Linked DNA regions of Homo sapiens: region 2 is linked to region 1. Evidence: read pairs that join two places in POLR2A ChIA-PET (ENCODE). Cell type or tissue: B cell. All regions are shown on one strand. Links, peaks and the distances in the headings refer to the core of each region. The heading gives the core; the rest is flanking DNA.

Region 1 (6,488 bases), core at 752-5,751:
CTGATCCAACAGGTCAAATACACTTAGGGGAAAAAATGGAAAATAGAGAGCAATGTATATAGCATGTTATATTTTGTGCAAAACGGGGGAATAGTGTGTGTATACATATATATGTAGATGCATTAATAAACTATGGAAATATACATTAAAAACTAATAATAATTACATGTGGTAAGGTGATAAGGGTGGGGGAAATAAATGTAGGAAACACAAGCCTTTTACTGTGTACTTTTTAATACTTTTATTTTTGAGCTATGTGAAAGTATTGCCTATGCAGAAATTTTCTGAAGACGGAGGAGTGGTTTAAGTTGTATTGTGACTAAAGTTAAATTGAAATGGTTTAGGTATCCATGTCTAATTGTTAATGATTTTCTGATGTGCTGTAAACTATGCAAACAATCCTGATTGCATTGTCAGAAGGCTACTGTTGTTTCCAAGTTACCTTACTGGGCCATTCTACTCTTTTTGCACAGACTCTTTCCCATGCCTACAAAGTTTTTCCATTTTTTATGCAGCTGCAGTCTTCTACTCGTCCTTTAAGATCCTGCTCAAACAGCTCCTTTTTTGTGATCTCTGCCCCAGGAAAGTTGTTTATTTTCCCCTGTGTTGCCACTTACCTTGAATGTACCTTGAACTCAGTACTTATTGTACTGATTTACAAGTCTCCTTCCTTGTCAGACTAGGAAGCCCTAAGGATCAGACTGCATTTGTATGACTGGAACATTATTTATAAATTTTTTTTCATGAATGAAATGCATATATTCACAGTTTTTTAAAAAGTAGAAAATACTGCTGTAACAAATGCACAGTATTTCAGTTCTAGTATGAACTTTACTTTTGTTTAGGCTTTTGAAGGTAGAGCAGGAAATCTCACCAAATACAAACACATAAGCCTGCTGCGTGCAGCAGAAAGAGAATAAGGTAGTTTCCAGAGCATGATACCACCCTTCTCCTCCCGCACATGGGACGTGGAGGTGCCAAGATGCAGGTGAACACAGAGCACAGTGGCATAGGAAGCAGTTCACTGTCCCCAGAAAAACCTGATATTACTGAGTGCAGCAAGCAAGAGCTGCCTTTCCGTACACACACAGGTTCACAAGTTGGGCATTCTCCAGGCTGGAGGACGTTGCTTTGGTATCCTAAGTATGGCATTAAAGACTGGGACACTATATCTCATGGCACACTATATCTCATAAAAGCTAGATATCTTATATTGTATGAAAAAGATTGGTTGCCTATGTATAGCCAGCTTTGGAAAAATCCAGGTTATCTATATTTATTTGTGATGTTTCCATTTGAAGGTATTATGGTCACCAGGATGTAACAGGAAAGCTCAGTGAGTGATGTGTTTTGCTTTCCACCACAAGTAATGTGTTGTCTTCTTTGAGGCACTGACTATGGGTGCTCTTTATTTACATATGTATAAATAAACATATAAATATACAGCAGCCAGTCCATTTCCTGTATTAACTCAAATTAGAAGGCTTTATCTGTTGTAGGGTGTTTTTTTAAGAAGAGCATGGTAATATATTTGTTATTTCTCTTCTAAATATTATATTAGCTTGCTGCAAAAAAAAATTCCAAGAATACTAAACTCATAAAATAAAGACTTAAATTCTTTCCTCACCCTGAGAGGTAACTATTTTGGTATGCCTCTCAGGGTAAGGAGAGAAAAAAGTCTAAATGGACTAAACAGAGTTAGTCCATTTGTGGGTTTTTTTTTTTTTTTTACTAAGAAATCTTTGTGATCATCTTCCCATGTCAGTCTCTATAAAAATGCCTCTTTAGAATTGCTGAGTAGTGTTCCATATGTAGAATATGATGGATGTACTATCACATAGTTTACCACTCTTTATTTGTGAACATTTGAGTTGCTTCTACATTTTTTTTCTTTTATAAACAACACCATCTCTATGCTTTTTTTGGTCAGTTATTTTTGCGGGATAAATTCCCTAGAAGTGGAATTGCTGAATCAAAAGCTTGCATATTTAAAAATGTAATAGATACTATCAAATTGTCCGTTGAAAAAGGTTTATCAACTTACACTTCCAACAGTAAATAAGTCTGTTTTCCCACCACTTTATGAATGTTATATATACTAATATTTTCATTTTGCCAACCTGTTGGTACCTCATTGTTTAAATTTGCAGTTCTTCAACTAAGAATGAGTCTGAGCTCTTTTGTTTTTGTTTGTTTGTTTGTTTGTTTTTTTGAGACAGAGTCGCCCAGGCTGGAAGCTCTGCCTCCCGGGGTCATGCCATTCTCCTGCCTCAGCCTCCCGAGTAGCTGGGACTACAGGCGCCCGCCACCACGCCCGGCTAATTTTTTTTTTTGTATTTTTAGTAGAGACGGGGTTTCACTATGTTAGCCAGGATGGTCTTGATCTCCTGACCTCGTGATCCGCCCGCCTCTGCCTCCCAAAGTGCTGGGATTACAGGCGTGAGCCACCGCGCCCAGCCAGTCTGAGCTCTTTTGTACACTTATTGGCCACTTGTATTATTTCTTCACTGAATTATCCTTTCATATTCTTTGCTCATTTTTGTATTGCGTTGTTTACCTTGCTGAAGATATTGTGCTAAAGTGATAATCATTGGTATTCAGAGCTGATCAAAATTATATTTTTATATGGGACATTTTTATCTTCTTTGTAAGTTTTTTGGAAAATATCTTAGTGTGCTGTTATCCAGTCAGGGTTTAAATTTGTTGTGTGTTTATGGGGGTGGGGAATTGTGAGGGGGAAAAATTGTAATGAGAAACCCAGAACGCTGCCCTGCCCTTACTCTAGAGAGGATATCCAGAGATGGGGAGCAGGAGTGGGGCTTTTGAAATCATGTTTTGTGGTCACTCATATGCAATGAAACTAGATGAAGGTCTCAGAAGAGTAACTGAAATGCTCCTCCCTCTCACTCACTCCAGTTCTGCTCCTGCGACTTTCAATCCCTTTGTTTTGTTGTTTTGTTTTGTTTTGTTTTCTTGAGACAGTCTCACTCTGTTGCCCAGGCTGGATTGCAGAGGCTAGGTCTTGGCTCACTGTAACCTCTGCCTGCCAGGTTCAAGTGATTCTCTTGCTTCAGCCTCCAGATTAGCTGGAATTACAGGCACCTGCCACCATGCCCAGCTAATTTTTGTATTTTCAGTAGAGACAGGGTTTCACCATGTTGGCTAGGCTGGTCCTGAACTCCTGACCTCATGATATGCCTGCCTCAGCCTCCCAAAGTGCTGGGATTACAGGGGTGAGCCACCGTGCCCGACCTTTGATCCCTTTGGTTAAAGTAAATTTCTTGCTCTTAACATGAAAAAATATTTACAATTGCCTCTGATTTAAAGCATCAGGAACTGAAAGCATTTAAGTTAAATCCTTTGGGATCCTATTTCCATCTCTAATCAAGACAGGTGACTTTCCTCCAGGAATACTTGAGTGGTAATCACCCTGACCAGCTGCCCATGTAAGGAATTGCTAATGATTCTAAACCATGGGGCAAATACAAAGCTTTATATAAGTGGTAATTACTGTTATTGTTCTCTGACATCCTTACATTTCAAGCTGAGTTCCTTCCAGCAAATGTAGTACAGGAGAAAATTAAAGCTCTGGTGACATCATCCTCATAATAAAGAGGAGTCACTGGCCAGAGATGCTCACTTGTGTTTCTGAGGCCATTGAGAGAGGATCTTATCATCATTTTGACTGGAGAGATGAAAACTTGGGGGTTTGTCTTCTTTTGAGTTGTTATAGGGTCTTTCCTAATCGTGATAGAATATTTGTTTTGGTCAGAAATCCCTCACTGGGGGAACTCCCTTCTATTGCCAAGAAAAAAGGCCACTGGCTGCAGTGACTCACTTGGGACTATTGGCACCATATTGGGGTGCACATGTAGCTCCGGACACTCCAGCTCTCCTACAAAACTTCCTGTTCTCTCTCGGGAAAAATAGGAAGGCTGATCCGATCCAGAGCCTCCATGGGGGGTTCAACCTGCTGTGGGTGTGGCTGTGGCAGGTGCAATGGGTGTGCTAATAATCGCAGCAGGAACATTGACTCTCGGCATAGGCGTCCTGACTCCTGGAATCGACATGAAAATCCCAGAAACAGGTACTATGACCGGGATCTTGAGGTAAGTCCTTGATGAGGAAATCCTTCTGAGGCATTGATTTGTCCAATATTTCTTTAGTGATGTTTGAGTATTGATGATTGTCAATCAGCATGTATTAATATTATGCAAGGCTAACTAAGTATTTCAGTCTCATATATTTGAAAATATCCTGGCAACTGTCTATTAAGATACTCATTTAGCTATTCTTTTTTTTCTGAAGTTTTTTGTTTGTTTGTTTTTTGTTTTTTTGTTTTGTTTTGTTTTGTTTTGAGACGGAGTCTCGCTCTGTCGCCCAGGCTGGAGTGCAGTGGCGCTATCTCGGCTCACTGCAAGCTCCGCCTCCCGGGTTCACGCCATTCTCCCGCCTCAGCCTCCCGAGTAGCTGGGACTACAGGCGCCCGCCACCATGCCCAGCTAATTTTTTGTATTTTTAGTAGAGACAGGGTTTACGCCGTGGTCTCGATCTCCTGACCTCGTGATCCGCCCACCTCAGCCTCCCAAAGTGCTGGGATTACAGGCGTGAGCCACCGCGCCCGGCCTTTTCTGAGTTTTAAACAGTGTTTTTGCAGCTGGTTAGAGTTTAACTAGCAAAGTAAGTAAAAGTAGTTCCTGCTGGGTTACGTTCTCTGAGACTTAGCCCTTACACCAAGTTTTTCAGAACCTCTAATGCTAGAGAAAGAAACAAGCTACTTTATATTCTCTCAAAAGCCACTTTCCTTTGGGCTGGGCTCATTTGCAGCATACCAAGTTCTTATTTGAATCATATGGTAATAAATCACAAAGATGCTTTGAGAAGTGGAATAATTAGTTTAAGATTCTGCATCAACAGCTCATAATTGCTTTGTGTATACTGGACTTGACAGGTGATGTTGTCTTAAGATTGAGTGGCGAATCAAGATCTTAACCCAGACTTTACTCATTATCCCCAATTCCTGTTTGTAAAAGCTAATGTGGACAGGCTCAGTGGCTCACACCTGTAATCCCAGCAGTTTGGGAAACCAAAGCGGGAGGATTGCTTGAGGCCAGGAGTTTGAAACCAGCCTGGGCAATAAGCAAGACCCTATCTCTACAAAAAAATTTTAAAATTAGCTAGGTAAGGTGGCCCATGCCTGTAGTCCTAGCTATTTGGGAGGCTCAGGTGGGAGGATCTCTTGAGCCAGAGAGTTCAAGGTTGCAGTCAGCTAGGATGGCACCAGTACACTCCAGCCTGGGTGATAGAGAAAGACCCTGTCTCTAAAAAACAAAACAAGCCAGTGTGCTGTTTTAGTATTAAATCTTCTGTCCTGTGCTATTCGTACAAATAAACCTGAGGCAGGAAAGAAAAAAAAAAAAACAACAACTTCTGTCCTACTTTGTAAAGTGGGAGGTGGCCATCACCACCAGCCTGAACTCACCTTTGATGCTTGTTTTTCCTTCTCTTCTCTACTTGTAATAGTATACATTTGCTTTGTTTTGCACATGATGCCTTTGAAGCTATTGGATGGAATGTGTAGAATGTTTGTCACCCTAGTTTTGTAATGTGTTCTAGGAAAAAGCATGCCCTTTAAACTTATGATCTATTCTTTATTTTCCCTCTCAGGGTGCTGATTATCATATAACCCATAATTTAATGAAATAGGTAATTGATTTTAAATATATGTGTTTGTATGTGTATAGATATGTGTGTGTATGAAGCACACTTTTGAAAAACATCTGAATGCTGAAGTGACAGTTGGAGATGGAATAAAACATTTGATGTTGGCAGTTTGTTGAGCATATCAGTCAGATAAAGCCTTTAGTTGTTTCTTGCATTTAAGACTGCAGGAAAGGGATTTAGTATTTTAATTATTCTGTTTATTCCCATGACTACTGATTTTACTCTCATTTTCTGTTAGTGGACCTTTGATGTCACTCTGCCATTGTGCCTAATGACTCTTTTAGAAGCTTTAGTCAAATACCAGCTACAGAGAGGCCAAAAAGTCACTGTGTGTAGATTCATGTCCATGGCTAATTATTGGTTAATTATCAGTTACCAGTAGATATTTTAAATAATTTTCAACCAGTCACATGAAAGAAAATCCCCAGAAAAACATGGGGAAAAACCAAAATGTGTGAGTGGAGGACAAATGGACAACTGTAATTTAAATGCTTAGAGCCTTTGTGACAACTTGTGGTTGTGGGACAGCTCTCAATGTGACAAACACAACCAGCAAGAGCAGCTGCAAGGCAACCTGGGTCTTCTCCGTAGACACTGGGCCTGTCTAATCGAACGCTCTTCTTGACTTCAAACAAAGATCTTAGAAATCTAAAAGTTGGCCAGGCGCAGTGGCTCACACCTGTCATCCCAGCACTTTGGGAGGCCAAGGCGGGCGGATCACAAGGTCAGGAGTTCAAGACCAGCCTGACCAACATGATGAAACC
Region 2 (5,000 bases), core at 1-5,000, 160 kb after region 1:
AAAGAAGAAAAAAGTTCAACAGCATAGAATATACTTCTGAAACAGAATGAAATTTGCACATTTAGTAAAGGAATATGTGGGAGTTCAGTCAGGGTGGTGGGAAAAATTGTAAGAGGAAAAATTATAAAGATAGTTATAGGAAGTAGACACAAACCTACTTGGAAGGCCGGGGGTGTTGCACAGCTTTAGTAAAACATTTGGCTGAAAGCAGCCTAATTCTCTTTACCTTGAGTTGATAGCAATAGAGCAAATAACTAGGGAATGTGGGGGAGTTTATCTAAATAGTTTGTTTACTCAAGTGGTCCTAAGACCAATCTTTGATCTTTCATGGATGCATGATTGCTCTCTACTGCTGCAGAGGCAGGGCACGGTCGGCAATGTTAATTACCCTCTAGTGGTGTTTACTCGAGACCTACGTCATTTAATCTGTACTAAATAAATGCAAACTTTGTCAGTTTAGGGGGCAGATGCTGCAGATTCAGGGAGCAGAAGCCCCTTAGCTGCACTGACAGGCAAAGTATCTGTGTCAGTGTGCGTCTCTCATCCGTCGCTGGATCAGGGTCTGTGGGTTGGATCCCCGCAGGAATAGTGGCATTCCCTAACTCACCTCATCTCCAGGCTTGAAGTATTTCACATCAAGCCCACATTCCATCACCACGCCAGAGACATCCCGACCCAGAGTCAGAGGAAATTCTTCTCCTTTGATTTTCACGTGTAAAGGATCACGCTTCATATTTAAAGCTGTAGCTCCATAACCACCTGTAAAATACAATTTATCTGTTTCCTCCAAATGTAAGTATGAAATGCTTTTAAAACTACTACAGGGTTATAGTCCAGTACAATTTTAGGTCTTCAAGATGTAGATTATAAATCATTCCATTACAAAGACACATAAGTGTATGTTCACTGCAACACTATTCACAACAGCAAAGACATGGACTCAACCTAACTACCCATCAATGATAGACTGGATAAAAAAACTGTGGTACATACACACCATGGAATACTATGCAGCCATAAAAAGGAACGAGATCATGTCCTTTCCAAGGATATGGATGGAACTGGGGGCCATTATCCTTAGCAAATTAACACAGGAACAGAAAACTAAAGTGGGAGCTAAATGATGAGAACACATGGACACATAGAGGGGAACAACACACACTGGGGTTTTTCAGAGGGTGGAGGGTGGGAAGAGGAAGAGGATCAAGAAAAATAACTAGTGGGTATGAGACTTAATACTTGGGAGATGAAATACTCTGTAGAACAAACCCCCATGACACAAGCTCACCTATGTAACAAACCTGCACTTGTACCTCTCAACTTAAAAGTTTTTTAAAAAAGTAATCAACCTTATAATTTTTTGCCATTACATGGGAAAGCATAAAAAGATTTTCTTTAAAAAAAATTTACTTGGAAAGTGATAATCACTTATTAAACTAAAGCCACCATTGTTCAAAATATTTTTGAAATTCAAATTTTGAAACTGTCTTCAGAACTTTTAGTATTATCTTTTATACAGTTTTGCTTTGTTCTTTGAAGATGATGTCTTTATTAACGTATTCATGTCTTTATTAACGTACTCATTCACAAACTTTTTAAACAACAGAATATTTGGTGCCAGGTCTGGTGAAGACAAATGTTTAAGCTGTTTGAAGTCAATATATAAATAAGGCAAGAATATAAAGTACTTGATGCTGACAACAGTTTACCAGTAATGATCCCCACATCCTTAAACATGTTTCTAGAACAACATCTTTGAAATAAATTGGAATAAATTCCTGAGTGATAAAAAGCCTCTTGGCTGCATCTGTTCTGATGTGTAAAATCAAGTTGTTTTATTTCACATCTTTTTATTTATTTTTTTGAGACAGGGTCTCGCTCTGTCATGAGGCTGGAGTGCAGTGGCATGATCTTGGCTCATTGCAACCTCTGCCTCCAGGGTTCAAGTGATTCTCCTGCCTCAGCCTCCCGAGTAGCTGGGACTACAGGCACACACCACCACAGCCACCTAATTTTTGTATTTTTAGTAGAGATGGGATTTCACCATGTTGGCCAAGATGGTCTCAATCTCCCTACCTCGTGATCCGCCCGCCTCGGCCTCCCAAAGTGCTGGGATTACAGGTGTAAGCCACTGCACCCGGCCTATTTTATTTATTTTTTTAAGAGATGAAGCCTCACTCTGTTGCCCAAATGCAGTGATGTGATCTTGGCTCACTACAACCTCCACTTCCTGGGTTCAAGCCATTCTCATGCCTCAACCTCTGGAGTAGTTGGGATTACAGGTGTGCGCCACGTCTGGCTAATTTTGTAGAAACAGGGATTCATCATGTTGGCCAGGCTGGTCTCAAACTCCTAGGCTCAAGCGATCCACCCACCTTGCCTCCCAAAGTGCTGGGATTACAGGCGTGAGCCACCACACCTGGCCCATATCTTTTTATTTTTAAGACTATTTACAGGCCAGGTGTGGTGGCTCACATCTGTAATCCCAGGACTTTGGGAGACCAAGGTGGGAGGATTGCTTGAGTTCAGGAGTTCAAAACCAGCCTAGAGCTCATCTCTACTAAAAATTTTAAAAATTAGCCAGGCATAGTGGTACATGCCTGTAATCCCAGCTACTCAGGAGGCTGAGGCAGGAGGATTGCTTGAGCCCAGGAGTTTGAGACTGCAGTGAGCCATGATCACACCACTGCACTCCAGCCCAGGTGACAAAGCAAAGCTCTGTCTCAAAAAAAAAAAAAAAAGAAAAAGAAAAAGAAAAAGAAAAAGAATACTTATATAAATATCAGCTAAATAAAACTGAAAACATTCTTTTAATTTTTTGGTTCAAGTAAATTTGCTACTCTATAATAATCCAGAGTAATTTATTACATGGCTTCCATATACAACGTGACTTTTCTCAGACCCAAAAGTATCTGTTATTCTCTCTTCTGCTTGACCTTTTTTTGAGAACCTGTCTGCCATGTGAGGCTTTCCATGATAGGCACCCTGCCTACCTCTCCAGTGTCATGTACCACTCACTCCCTGCCCCACAACGCATGCTCCACAGTCACTAACCCACTCTGTACGTCTCCCCTTGCCCCGCACCCACTCCTGTGGGCAATCCATTAGATCTTAGGGATGAGGAGAAAGCAGCAAAGGAGACTAAGGCGGCAGTTTAAAGACATTCAATGCTGCTGACGGGAGACAGGTTTTCAAATAAGGTCCAAAGATGCTAAGAGGCTTTAAAACAAACAAACAAGCCTGGATCTAACAGACCTTTGGTAACCCTGCCAGGAGCAACTGCTGTGTAGTGCACTTTTGAGAGAATGGGAAATAAGGGACTGGAGACATGAGAAGACTGAACTCTCTTTAAAACAGTTTTGTTGCAAAGGGAGCAGAGAAATGGAGCAGTAGCTCGAAGTGGGAACTGGGATGGACAGAGGACTTTTGAGTGGCTTTTTTCTTTTTTTTCTTTTTTTTTTTTTTTTTTTTGAGACAGAGTCTTGCTCTGTTGCCCAGGCTGGAGTGCAATGGCGTGATCTCGGCTCACTGCAACTTCCGCCTCCCGGGTTCAAGCGATTCTGCTGTCTCAGCCTCCTGAGTAGCTGGGATTACAGGCATGCGCCACCACGCCTGGCTAATTTTTAGTAGAGACGGGGTTTCTCCATGTTGATCAGGATGGTCTCGAACTCCTGATCTCAGGTGATCCACCTGCCTCGGCCTCCCAAAGTGCTGGAATTACAGGTGTGAGCCACTGTGCCCAGCCTTTTCCTTCTTCTTAAGAAAGGAGAAATAACAGCAAGTCTGTATACTAATGGAGATGATCCAGTAGAAAAGAAAAGACTGATGATGCAGGAGACACCTGCCGGAATGATATCCCAGAGTAGGTGAGGGGGATGGGATCAGAAACACAAGCCGAGGGCTGGCCTTATGTGAAAGCAGTGACAGCTAATCCATACAGCAGGAGGGAAGGTAGAAGATACCGAGAGAGATGCTGACAGGTGGGTAGCTTGCATGAGTTGTGTTACTAATAAAAAATCAAGACACATGGGATAAAGTGTTTGAAAGGTGGGAAAGTCCCAGAAAATCTAAGCTGATGGCCATTATACCAACATTACAACATTTGCCATCTGGGGAGTCAGGATTATACTCTGTCAGGGAAAAAAAAAACAACTTCACTTGTAATATTCACAAAAGTCATGTGCTTCACTTTTCCTGCCTTACATTCCTTTTCCACTGCTAAAGATAATTAAACAATTATTCACTGAAACTTCTATGTGGTTTGAACAACAGAAGTGGACATTTAGTCGTGTCAAACTTTAGCTGCTGTTTAAGAGCTGCAGAAAGGTTTCAGTCCTCTTTGAGATACAGAGCCTGCAGCCCAAGGTTGTTTTTAGTTTTCTTGGTCCCCTGATAATGCTAATACATCAACTGAGTAGCCTTGGCTCACTGTTACTATCTAACAAGCCCCTGAACCCAGAATGTAGTCAGCTGGCAGTTAGTAATTGAGAACCTGTTTGGTGACACGGATGACTGAATGGGGCCCTTAAGTGTTCCATCCTATTGACAGGGGTTGACACCTTGACTTGTTCAGAGAGTTGGGCCAATTTGAAAAATCCTAAATCTGTCATCAGTTTAAAGACTTTAATCCCATCTAAAGACACCAAACTTTGTTGGTATGATGCTGTTGGCTGCATTTTTTCCCCATGTAAAAATTCTTCATTTCTTTAGCCATTTCTATGATTTATTATTTTACGTCCAACAGTAGTGGCCGTCTCCAGAAAAACAGCCAGCCTTCATCTTTCAAATAAAATAGACATGTCTCTTGCTTTCTTGCCAAGGGAAATAACTGCTTCCTACAGTTTACAGTCTTCTACTCATTATTTTATTTCCCCAAGCTACTGTTTCAGATATCTTCTGCAATGACAATAAATATCCTCAAAAGGTAGGAGAAAAAAAAAAAGAGGATAACTTGCGAATAATATTACCCATTCAAGTCATAAAAAACTAAGATGTTTCAA

The links. Peaks named below come from ENCODE experiments on the same cell type or tissue, not always from the same donor. Only the 100,000 strongest peaks of a DNase experiment are listed, where the experiment ranks them.
Region 2: POLR2A ChIA-PET joins it to region 1 with 11 read pairs; 3 of 35 experiments call an interaction of 5 or more read pairs at or near these places.

Annotation. Positions count from the first base shown.
Region 1 is chr6:106,457,832-106,464,319 of GRCh38, forward strand. The region is part of intron 2 of CRYBG1 (crystallin beta-gamma domain containing 1); the gene reads left to right. Among named protein-coding and RNA genes, the nearest start is that of CRYBG1, 100 kb to the left of the region's middle. RefSeq lists an enhancer at 3,075-3,724. In B cell, for the core only: no CTCF peak of the experiment used is centred there; no DNase peak of the experiment used is centred there.
Region 2 is chr6:106,622,211-106,627,210 of GRCh38, forward strand. It overlaps RTN4IP1 (reticulon 4 interacting protein 1), which reads right to left. Exons shown (of 9, transcript NM_032730.5): 2 at 608-759. Among named protein-coding and RNA genes, the nearest start is that of RTN4IP1, 4.8 kb to the right of the region's middle. In B cell, for the core only: no CTCF peak of the experiment used is centred there; no DNase peak of the experiment used is centred there; H3K27ac peaks cover 1,263 bases.